Regions from separate parts of the Homo sapiens genome. Here region 1 is linked to region 2. The links are chromatin loops, found by intact Hi-C in ENCODE. Cell type or tissue: GM12878. All regions are shown on one strand. Each heading gives the region's core, and the rest is flanking DNA. Links, peaks and the distances in the headings are about the cores only.

The links. Hi-C counts contacts between places; a loop is a spot of excess contacts. Peaks named below come from ENCODE experiments on the same cell type or tissue, not always from the same donor. Only the 100,000 strongest peaks of a DNase experiment are listed, where the experiment ranks them.
Region 1: a loop joins it to region 2, with 2.2 times the contacts of the local background. A loop is called at or near these places in 1 of 110 quality-filtered maps.

The regions. Positions count from the first base shown.
Region 1 is chr16:59,041,590-59,046,974 of GRCh38, reverse strand. No RefSeq gene overlaps it. Among named protein-coding and RNA genes, the nearest start is that of GOT2, 310 kb to the right of the region's middle. In GM12878, for the core only: no CTCF peak of the experiment used is centred there; no DNase peak of the experiment used is centred there.
Region 2 is chr16:58,841,782-58,847,166 of GRCh38, reverse strand. The region is part of intron 2 of LOC107984867 (a long non-coding RNA gene); the gene reads right to left. Among named protein-coding and RNA genes, the nearest start is that of GOT2, 110 kb to the right of the region's middle. In GM12878, for the core only: no CTCF peak of the experiment used is centred there; a DNase peak (open chromatin) is centred at 3,196.

The DNA.
Region 1 (5,385 bases), core at 52-5,051, 200 kb before region 2:
TCACTGCAGCCTCACCCTCCCAGGCTGAAGCAATCCTCCCGCCTCAGCCTCCCAAGTAGCTGGGACTGCAGGTTTGTGCGACCACACCAGCTAATCTATTTTGTAGAGCTAAGGCCCCACTATGCTGCTCAGGCTGATCTTGAACTCCTGGGCTCAAATGATCTTCCCACCTTGGCCTCCCACAGCACTGGGATCACAGGCATGGGCCTCCACGCCTAGCCCCTACTGACTTTCAAGGGCTCATGTGATTACCTCGGGCCCACCCTGACACTCCTGGGTAGTCTATTTTAAAGTCAACTGATTTTAAGATTACCTAAGATTACAAAGTCTTAATTCCATCTGCAAAATCCCTTCACAGCAGTACCCAGATTCTTGTTTGATTGCATAACCAGAGAGCAGGAATCTTAGAGCTGTGTTTAGAATTCTGCCTACCACAATGTTATAAAATGACTGTTACGGAGGCTTCATAAACAGCACCATGCGAAGATTCTCTGCATGACCAGAGGCTGTGCTGTCTTGTGGTTGGTCAGGCTGGTGGATCTGACCAACCACAAAGACAATCCAAGACAATTAATGCTGAGTACTCCATCTACTGCCCCAAAGGTTCCTGCTAAGCACTTCCAGGGCCCAATCTCCGTCCTTTGGTCCCACTGGAGCTTCAAGTAACCTATCTACCAGCTATACAAATGCCATAAACTAAGCAAATAACCCAGCAAAAAGGGGGTTTAATCTTCTACAAATCTAATATGATATAGTTAGGTAGCACCTTCTCATTTCTCGATCACAAGGCGATTGTTCTTTCTTGATCATAGGTATGAGGTTCTGGTTTTCTTTCCTAAATACTAGGAACGCACACTCACCATAATGAAGAAGCCCTGGGTACCAAGGGAAGAAAAAAACCTGATTTGTTAGTCGGGTTTGTTACTACTTCACTGCAACTATGCTTTCAAGAGAATGTTGCTTTAAGAACCACCCATTTAATTTCTTAGCCTGAAAACTTTCTGGTAGAGTAATTGCCTGACATAGAACACCTAAAAGGTGAATTGAAATGAAAAGCCTTTTACCGAGTGGCAAACAGAAGTATTAAATGCTTGATTAGAAGTTCTATGTCACTAATAGTGAATGCTCCCCTCTCACGTCCTATCTTCCCAGTTTGCCTTTCTCTTCCCTGGGAACATGCAAATTCCTATTCTACACTGGAAATCCCAAAGTGGCTTTGAAATCCTGTTTTCCTTGCGGAAAACAAGGAAATGTAACTGATTTGTTTGGGCTGTTAAGTGTTTTCTTGCTGACATCACTTCCTTAAATGATTGCTTTATAATGATTCGGAGTTATATCATGTAAAGAATTTGAGCCTGATATTCCTGGGTTCTGCCACTTTCCATTGATGGAAACTTGGGTAAGTCATAGAAACTCTGTGAGACTCAAATTTATCAACTATATTATGGGAATAGCAGCATTCGTTTCTTAGATAGTGAAGAGAATTAAAACACAGAAAATTGTCTGGCACATAATAGATGCTCAAACATTCAATCTCTTCTCCCTATTCTCCTTTCTCCTTGTTTATGTTCTAATTAATCTCTGGCTTGCAAATAGATTATAAATCATCTAAAAGCAAGGACTACACCAGTGTAATTCCATGAGAAGATTCTTTGATTGGCATTCAGGATATTTAAGCCCAGGCATGAAAAGTGACCTTGATTAAGTCAATTGCCCTCTCTGTGTTGCAATTTTCAGTTATGAGAGGTTATTTAACCACCTGGATTGCCCAGCTATAAAATGTCATATTAACACCAATTTTTTTTACCCCTTTAAAGACTCTACTGAGCAAGTGGTAGGCGTTCAGTTAGTGCTTGCTGACTGTTTGCTGGATGAAGGTGTTCAGTAAGATAGGTGTAATTGCAATAGTTACTGGATTGTAACAGGAATAGATCCAAAGCAACCCACTCTTAATTTTAATCAAATATTTCTAAGGGAATTTGAAAATAAAACATAACAAAATTTCCCCTTGGAAATTGGAGATAGTAAATGATGCCTAAGACTCAATTTCCTTCTAAAGATGGTTTGGAGATGGCCCAGTTTCTCCAGATTCTTTTTGCTCCCAGTGATGAATTGTTGATCTATTTCTCATTTGTGGGTTGGATTGATATTCATCATGGAGAATTACACTTGGGAGGACACAATGGTGAATTCCTACAAATTGTGAAATCTTAAAAAATTCTTGTAGACTGTGATCTCACATTAACTTCTGAGATGGGAACTAGGAGGCCTGGTGCATTTTCTTGGGGGTTGTTTTCTATTGAGCTTATATTTACATTGAATTCAATGCTCATATTCTAAGTACACATCTTGATGCATCTAGACAACATATATACCCTTGTAACTACCACCCCAATCAATATATGGAATATTTCCCTTCACTCCAGAAAGTTCCCAGTGCCCCCTCTATAGTCCACCCTCCCCACAAGGCAGCCACTGCTCTGATTTTTATCACATTAGCTTAGCTTTACCTGTTCTGGAACTTTATATACATGGAATATACACTATGCACACTTTCATGTCTAGCTTATTCTGCTCAACATGTTTTGAGAGTTATCCCTGTTGTTGTGTATATCAGGAGTTCATTTATTTTTGTGGTCGACTAGTATTCTATTGTATGAAAATATCACAATTTGTAGGTCCATTCACCTGTTGATGAACATTTTGGTTGTTTCAGTTTTAGAATTTTAAAAATAAAGCTCTTATGAACAGCCTTGCCCTTTGGGGACATATGTTGTGTTTCTCTTTGGTAAATAACCAGAAGGTGGAATTGCTGGGTCATAGGGTAAATGTATGTCCCTATGTATTTTTTTCAATTTTATTCGTAAGAGTGAAAATCACACAACATTTTTCCTCTTCTGGCCCCCATTCCCATTACAGGAAAGTTTCTATTAATCTCTAAGAACAAATAACATGTATTTAGTGCTTACTGTGTACCAAGACTAAGGATAAGTTTTATACATGAATTATCTCATTTAATATTAACAAAACCTATAATTATCACCATTTACAAAGGCTCAAGGAGGTTAATAAGGGAAGCTGCTATTGACCTTGTGTAATAGAAATACAGAAAATAATTCCACAACCTGCATTCTTACCTAGTTTACCCGTATTATTTCCTTTCTTTCACAAAGTCTTTTGTTTTTTATTTTTATTATTTATTTTATTTTATTTTTGAGACAGGGCCTTACTCTGTCACCCAAGCTGGAGTGAAGTAGTACAATTAAAGCTCACTGCAGCCTCCACCTCCCAAGCTCAAACAATCCTCCCACCTGAGCCTCCTGAGTATTTGGAACCATGGCTGCATGCCACCATACCCAGCTAATTTTCAATTTTTTTTGTAGAGACCAGGTCTCCCTATGTTGCCCAGCCTGGTCTTGAACTCCTGAGCTCAAGCAATCTTCCCATCTTGGTCTCCCAAAGTACTAGGATTACAGGCAGGAGCCACTGCACCTGGCCCACGTAAAGTTTTTTCTTCTCATCAAGAAGAACTACTGAGTCTTTGGGGTAAAACAGTGAAGGCCTTCTCAACCAAGTGGAAATGTTTCATCTCTTAGAGCCTCCAAACCAGAAGGCACCAATGTCTACAGGAACCTGACCCACAAAGTGTCATTTATCCACCTACTGTGGTTAGGAAGTGAAAGGGTATAGATATCTCAGCAGGACAGCCAATCTCTCTAACAAGAATAAAATTTGCAATTAAATAATCCTGTGGCTACAAATCAAGAACATCATATCTGTGGGCGAGATTAGTAATTCACATCTTTAGAACGCATCAAAATCACCCAGAGAGCTTGTTAAAATACACATTTTTAACTCAGGTCTGGGATAGACCTTGAGATTTTGCATCTTTAACAAACTCCCAAGTGATGTTGATGCTTCAGGTCCTCAGACCACACTGTGTTTAGCACTGGACCAGATCATCTTCATCACTGAAATAAATCTCTGATGAGAAACTGAGTTTTAGTTAGAGAAAGTGTTGACTGAAGAATGATGAGGTTCATGAATTTGGAAAGCAGAGCTTTATTTCTCATAAAGTGTTGCAGCCTGCAGGGTGGCCCTTCCAACAGGTTGGGGAGTGTAGCCTCTGGACAGAAGATGAAAACAGACACTTTTAAGGTAGGAAGAATAAGACAGGAATTTATGCTGAACGAGGTGGCCAAATATACATATCTAACAGCTATTGGAAGAGCATGAATATTTATGAAAGGAGAAACACACACATGCACAGTTGAGCTTCATGCCTCTCCATGGGACCCATGTTCAAAGAATGGCCATATTAGTATAATCCAAGGGTGGAGTTTTCAGCCCTCTCATGTCAAAAGGTGAAGCAGAGGACACCAAAACTCTCAATATGCATCCTTTGCAAACTGGCAAGAACCACTCAGTCTTATCAGGAAGAAAAGCTGGTCAGTGGTTATGCCAAAGCCACAAAAGGGAAGGGCAGCAATCAGGCGGTTGGCTGAAATCAGCAGTGGAGTGCTTTGAAAGGGATGGTTTCTGTTTAGGCTTTAAAAAGAAAGCCTAATGGTGGTGTAATGAGGGAGAGGGTATAACCAGGCAAGTCCGACCTCTCACCCCATTATGGCTGAGAACTCAGCTTCCAGGGTTTCTCTCACAGTCCCCTTGGCCAAGAGATGATCCATTCAGTCAGTTGGGGAGGGGGGCATTTAGAATTGTATTTGTATTTCTCAAAAGAGACTAAGAAGCTTATCTAACCAATTAACAGTCAGAGCTACAAGGTCATCCTTGAAGTCTTTGCTCTACATCACTGGTACCCAGAATGGGAATTTCAAAGACCAGTTAAGTTGCAAAGTCAGATGAGAATGATCTAGACTTCCCTCCACATTTTGGGATAGACAGATGATTCACGGATAATAGATTGTATAGATAGAGATACAATATGATATAATCTCAGAATAGCATGCCTTTTAAATTGAGCAAAATTTGTTTTGAGAAAAACTCACCGCCTTGCTCTTACCAAAAAAGAGGAAAGTCTTCAATAGGATTCAATATTCTATGAAGCCACATGTTGTTATTCCTCTCTGAAATACTTTTCCAGTGCCATATAGATCCAGCTCTACAAGGACCCTTCATCTGATTTGCAGATTGAGTGTTTAATTTCCTTACCAAAGCAAAAGTTTGGTTATTACTTGATTAATTTAACCTCATTCTTCTTTGTCTCTAGAACAAGTCTAAATGTCTCAGCTGACAAACACCACTTTAGAAACATCCTGATTCTGATTAATGGTTTCCTTAAATGCTTTTTAAGTATTATTAGCATAGATGCTTGTTTGATTCCAAACTTCTGCTCCCCTGAGAGCCCTGACGGTAGGAACCAGAATC
Region 2 (5,385 bases), core at 262-5,261:
TAGATATTATGTTCAAGGTAACATGAGAAGACTTTAAAAGGAATAATGAGCTTTATTAAGAGGAGCTGGACTCTCCCTCCTCTCCCTCTCCCCCTCCCCCTCTCCCTCCTCTCCCTCTGCCTCTCCCTCCACGGTCTCCCTCTCATGCGGAGCCGAAGCTGGACTGTGCTGCTGCCATCTCGGCTCACTGCAACCTCCCTGCCTGATTCTCCTGCCTCAGCCTGCCGAGTGCCTGCGATTGCAGGCGTGCGCCGCCACACCTGACTGATTTTCGTATTTTTTTTGGTGGAGACGGGGTTTCGCTGTGTTGGCCGGGCTGGTCTCCAGCTCCTAACCGCGAGTGATCCGCCAGCCTCGGCCTCCCAAGGTGCCGGGATTGCAGACAGAGTCTCATTAACTCAGTGCTCAATGGTGCCCAGGCTGGAGTGCAGTGGCGTGATCTCGGCTCGCTACAACCTCCACCTCCCAGCCGCCTGCCTTGGCCCCCCAAAGCCCCGAAATTGCAGCCTCTGCCCGGCCGCCACCCCGTCTGGGAAGTGAGGAGCGTCTCTGCCTGGCTGCCCAGTCTGGAAAGTGAGGAGCCTCTCTGCCCGGCCACCATCCCACCTAGGAAGTGAGGAGCGCCTCTTCCTGGTCGCCATCCCATCTAGGAAGTGAGGAGCGTCTCTGCCCGGCTGCCCATCGTCTGAGATGTGGGGAGCGCCTCAGCCCCGCCGCCCCATCTGGGATGTGAGGAGCGCCTCGGCCCGGCCGCAACCCCGTCTGGGAGGTGAGGAGAGTCTCTGCCCGGCCGCCCCGTCTGAGAAGTGAGGAGACCCTCCGCCCGGCAGCCGCCCCGTCTGAGAAGTGAGGAGCCCCTCCGCCCGGCTGCCACCCCATCTGGGAAGTGAGGAGCGTCTCCGCCCGGCAGCCACCCCGTCCGGGAAGGAGGTGGGGGGTCAGCCTCCCGCCCGGCCAGCCGCCCGTCCGGGAGGGAGGTGGGGGGGTCAGCCCCCCACCCGGCCAGCTGCCCCGTCCGGGAGGGAGGTGGGGGGGTCAGCCCCCCGCCCGGCCAGCCGCCCCGTCCGGGAGGTGAGGGGCGCCTCTGCCTGGCCGCCCCTACTGGGAAGTGAGGAGCCCCTCTGCCCGGCCACCACCCCGTCTGGGAGGTGTACCCAACAGCTCATTGAAAACGGGCCATGATGACAGTGGCGGTTTTGTGGAATAGAAAAGGGGGAAAGGTGGGGAAAAGATTGAGAAATCGGATGGTTGCTGTGTCTGTGTAGAAAGAAGTAGACGTGGGAGACTTTTCATTTTGTTCTGTACTAAGAAAAATTCTTCTGCCTTGGGATCCTGTTGATCTGTGACCTTACCTCCAACCCTGTGCTCTCTGAAACATGTGCTGTGTCCACTCAGGGTTAAATGGATTAAGGGCGGTGCAAGATGTGCTTTGTTAAACAGATGCTTGAAAGCAGCATGCTCGTTAAGAGTCATCACCACTCCCTAATCTCAAGTACCCAGGGACACAAACACTCTGCCTAGGAAAACCAGAGACCTTTGTTCACTTGTTTATCTGCTGACCTTCCCTCCACTATTGTCCTATGACCCTGCCAAATCCCCCTCTGCGAGAAACACCCAAGAATGATCAATAAAAAAAAAAAAAAAAAAAAAAAGAGGAGTTGGAGGTAGAGACAAGTTAAGTAAAGCTTCTCAGTTATGACTGTTAAAGTGGTACATGAAGGATGAATAGGAGTTCATAAGTTAATCAAAGGGAAGAGAGGGTTCTAGGGCACAGCATAAACAATAGCAAGGAAAAGTATAGCATCTTCAGGGAACTCCAAGTAAATTAGATTAGAGCCAGAAGAAATGGGTAAAATAAGGAGGAGAAATGAGAAAAAAAAACACAATTCTCATAAATGTTAGGTTGCAATTTTTTGAAATGACCATAATGGAGTTATAAGCAAACTTGAATAAAATATTAATGTCACATAAGGATAGATCACTTGTTCATTTTTACCTAGTTTGTGGCAAAACTAAACCTAGAAGCTGTCTCCCAACTCCAAGTGTGGTGCTCTATCCTCCAGACCAGTGGTTCATAAACAAGGGTCCCAGGACTAACAGTTTCAGCACTACCCAGGAGATTATTAGAAATACACATTCTCAGACTTCGTTCCAGAACTACTGAGCGAGAAACTCTGAGGATACAGCCCAGAAATGTGGGCCTTTAAAAGCCCTCCACCTGATTCTGAATTACACTAAAATTTGAGAATTGCTGCTCTCGACCATGTTGTGATTTTCACATTCCCAAGGAATTTTCACGAAGGAAACTAAAGGAAAAGCAAAGATTGCCTCTTTTTTTGGTCAATTGAGAAAACAGCCTTATGTTCATAATAAAACTCTATCAATCAAGGACTTTGTGAAAATGGTATGAAAACGTTCTGCTTGAGGGAGTCCTTTGATGGCCAATACCCTAGCAGTCACAACAGGTTCAGGTGGCTGGAAAAATCAGTTACAGATGTCTTTTAGGTGCGAGCTATGTGAAGACCCAAGAACAGGTGCCCACCAGTGTACCTGCTGGAAGGAGTAAGGAGAGAGAAAGAAAATTATAAGAAATGGAAGAAGATGGTCACCTCTTTTCCCTAGAGTTTACTAAATTTATACTTCAAGAACTCAAGTAAGTCAATTCTCAACTTTGCAACATTTTAGAGTTTAGGGGAATGTGAACAAAAGTCTATTGGGTCATTTTTACCGTCACTCACCCCTGTGTTCTCAGTGCCTGGCTCAGTTTCTTGAATATAGTATGTATTTAATAAAAGATTGTTAACTATATAGATGACATAATTAGTACACAGAATAAACTAATGTTTTGAGTGTATGTCTACAGACGACTAACCAAAAAAGTTAAAAATAGACTGAAAACAAAAATTAAAGCTGATTTTATATAACTGAACATAAAATGTTTGAAGAAATGCAGTCTGAACACAAAGGTTATCGCATTGATTTTTCTGAAATTAGAATCATTCTGCATCCAATCAACCTGCCTCTCTGTTGCTGACATCCACCATTGAAGAGATGAAGAAAAATCTCATTTGTGCCAGTATCTGGCAAACTAGCACAAGTTAATTAGTCAATTAAACTATCAGTGTAATAGGGAATGTTACAAACTAACATTAGCAGGTTAAGAGAGGCGAGCTGTATAATTCATAAAGAGAAATACAAGTCCACAACAGGAATTCAGATGTAGCTTAAATAAAGATGAATCGTGGCAAAACTGAATTAAAGACAGGGTCTGAGTGACCTCTAGTGTTACTGAGAAGAATATTAAGAAAGTAAAAGAAAATAGCCCATGATTCTGAATCCTAAGTGTGTGTGTGTGTGTGTGTGTGTGTGTGTATGTGTGTGTGTGTTGTATAAGCTTCATTGCAACATAGTTATCATTTCATCCATTTAAAAGTCAACTAAGAAACAACATGTAGAATTTCACATTTCAGTCTTCATCACTGAAACTCTCTGTTCTGACTTACCGACTTAGTATTAAAATGTCTTCTTTTGTATATATACAAAAGTTTGAGATCTCAGCCTTACTACTCAAATGCCTTTGGGAAAAACAGTCTTGTATTAAATGTTAAATAACACAAGGTTTCCCAGATGATATTGGGAAAAGGTCAAGGGAATACAGAGAAGCAATAAAGTCATTCCAATTTTAATGTTCAGAGAGAATGCTTACATTCAGTTGCTTCACCTTCTAATGTATGCATTGATTTTTCTAAAAGCACAAGCTCTGATCACCTTCAATCAAGATTCTTCAAAACCCTCTGATTACCTACCAAATTAAGAACCCATTCTTAGGTGGATTATTCAAGGGCTTCCATGAAATGATCCCCATGACCTTCATTTCCTCTGAAGAAGGCACTGCTGTATGTCACCACACCAGTATCATTCCTGCACATGCAGACTTCTCACATACTAATGTCTTTTTTAACTTCTAGAATTCCACAAACCTTTGTGTAAAGATAGTCCCAAATCTTGGAAGGGCTTGCAGCTTATTTTTAATAATGTCCTGATTTCAACTCCTATTTCTATCACCTGCTAAATGTGTAATTTTTTAAAAATTGCTTAGCCTAACTTAACTCAGTTTGATCATCCCTGATACAAGGATCATGAATATATTACCCCCACTACCACTGCATAACAGAAAGTAAAGAAGGGTAGAATGAAATCAAGGTCAAATACCATCTCTGTCATTGATTAACTTTGGCATTCTGAAGAAGACTGTCACTGTCTTAGTTCCAGTTTCCTGTCTATAAAACAGGTACAATTATAACCAACTTTATAATATTAACATGAGGATTAAAAGCAGATGGCTTATATGAAAAAGAACCCAGTGTACCCTAGGCACTCAATAAGTACTTAACTCTGCACACTCTGGGACCAGTGCTTCTGCCCAACTCTTCCATTTGGGGTAGGGGCATGGATGTTGGGTGAGGCCATCAAGCTTTCTAGCTGAAGTTTCTGCTTATCCTAGACCTCCTTTTCCTATTGCAAACGTAGGTCAAAGATTCAAGAAGATGTTAATAGCACATCTAAGGCATGGTTACTATGGGCCACCTGATCATCACATTTAGTTTTCACCTACAGTCTTGACCTCTTGTGTCTTCTGCTATAACTTACAGGATGGCTCATTCAGCTCTAAGCTATATGCAGTAAAATTATTTTAGCCATAGTCTTGGTCTAAGCCAGGCTCAGGGTGAAAAGTTAAAACAAAGCTTTATTGTATGGTTCCACTAATATGAGATGCCTAGAGTTGTCAAACTCATAGAAACAGAAACTAGAGTGGTGGTTTCCAGGAGTGGAAAGTGGAAAGTTGTTTAATGGGTATACAGTTGCAGTTTTGTAAGATGAAGGTTCTGGAGACCAGTTGCACAACAATGTGAATATATGTAACACTACTGAACTATACACTTAAAAGTGGTTAAGACTGGCCGGGCTCTGCAGCTCATGCCTATAATCCCAGCACTTTGGGAGGTTGAGGCGGGAGGATGACTTGAGCCCAGGAATTCGGGACCAGCCTGGGCAATATAGCAAGACCCCATCTCTAAAAAATTAAAAATTAAAAATGTTTTAAATGGTCAAAAAATGTTTTAATTGGTACCAAAACAGAGATATAGACCAATGGAACAGAACAGAACCCTCAGAAATAATATCACACATCTGCAACCATCTGATCTTTGACAAACCTGACAAAAACAAGCAATGGGGAAAGGATTCCCTATTTAATAAATGGTGCTGGGAAAACTGGCTAGCCATATGTAGAAAGCTGAAACTGGATCCCTTCCTTACACCTTATACAAAAATTAATTCAAGATGGATTAAAGACTTAAATGTTAGACCTAAAACCATAAAAAC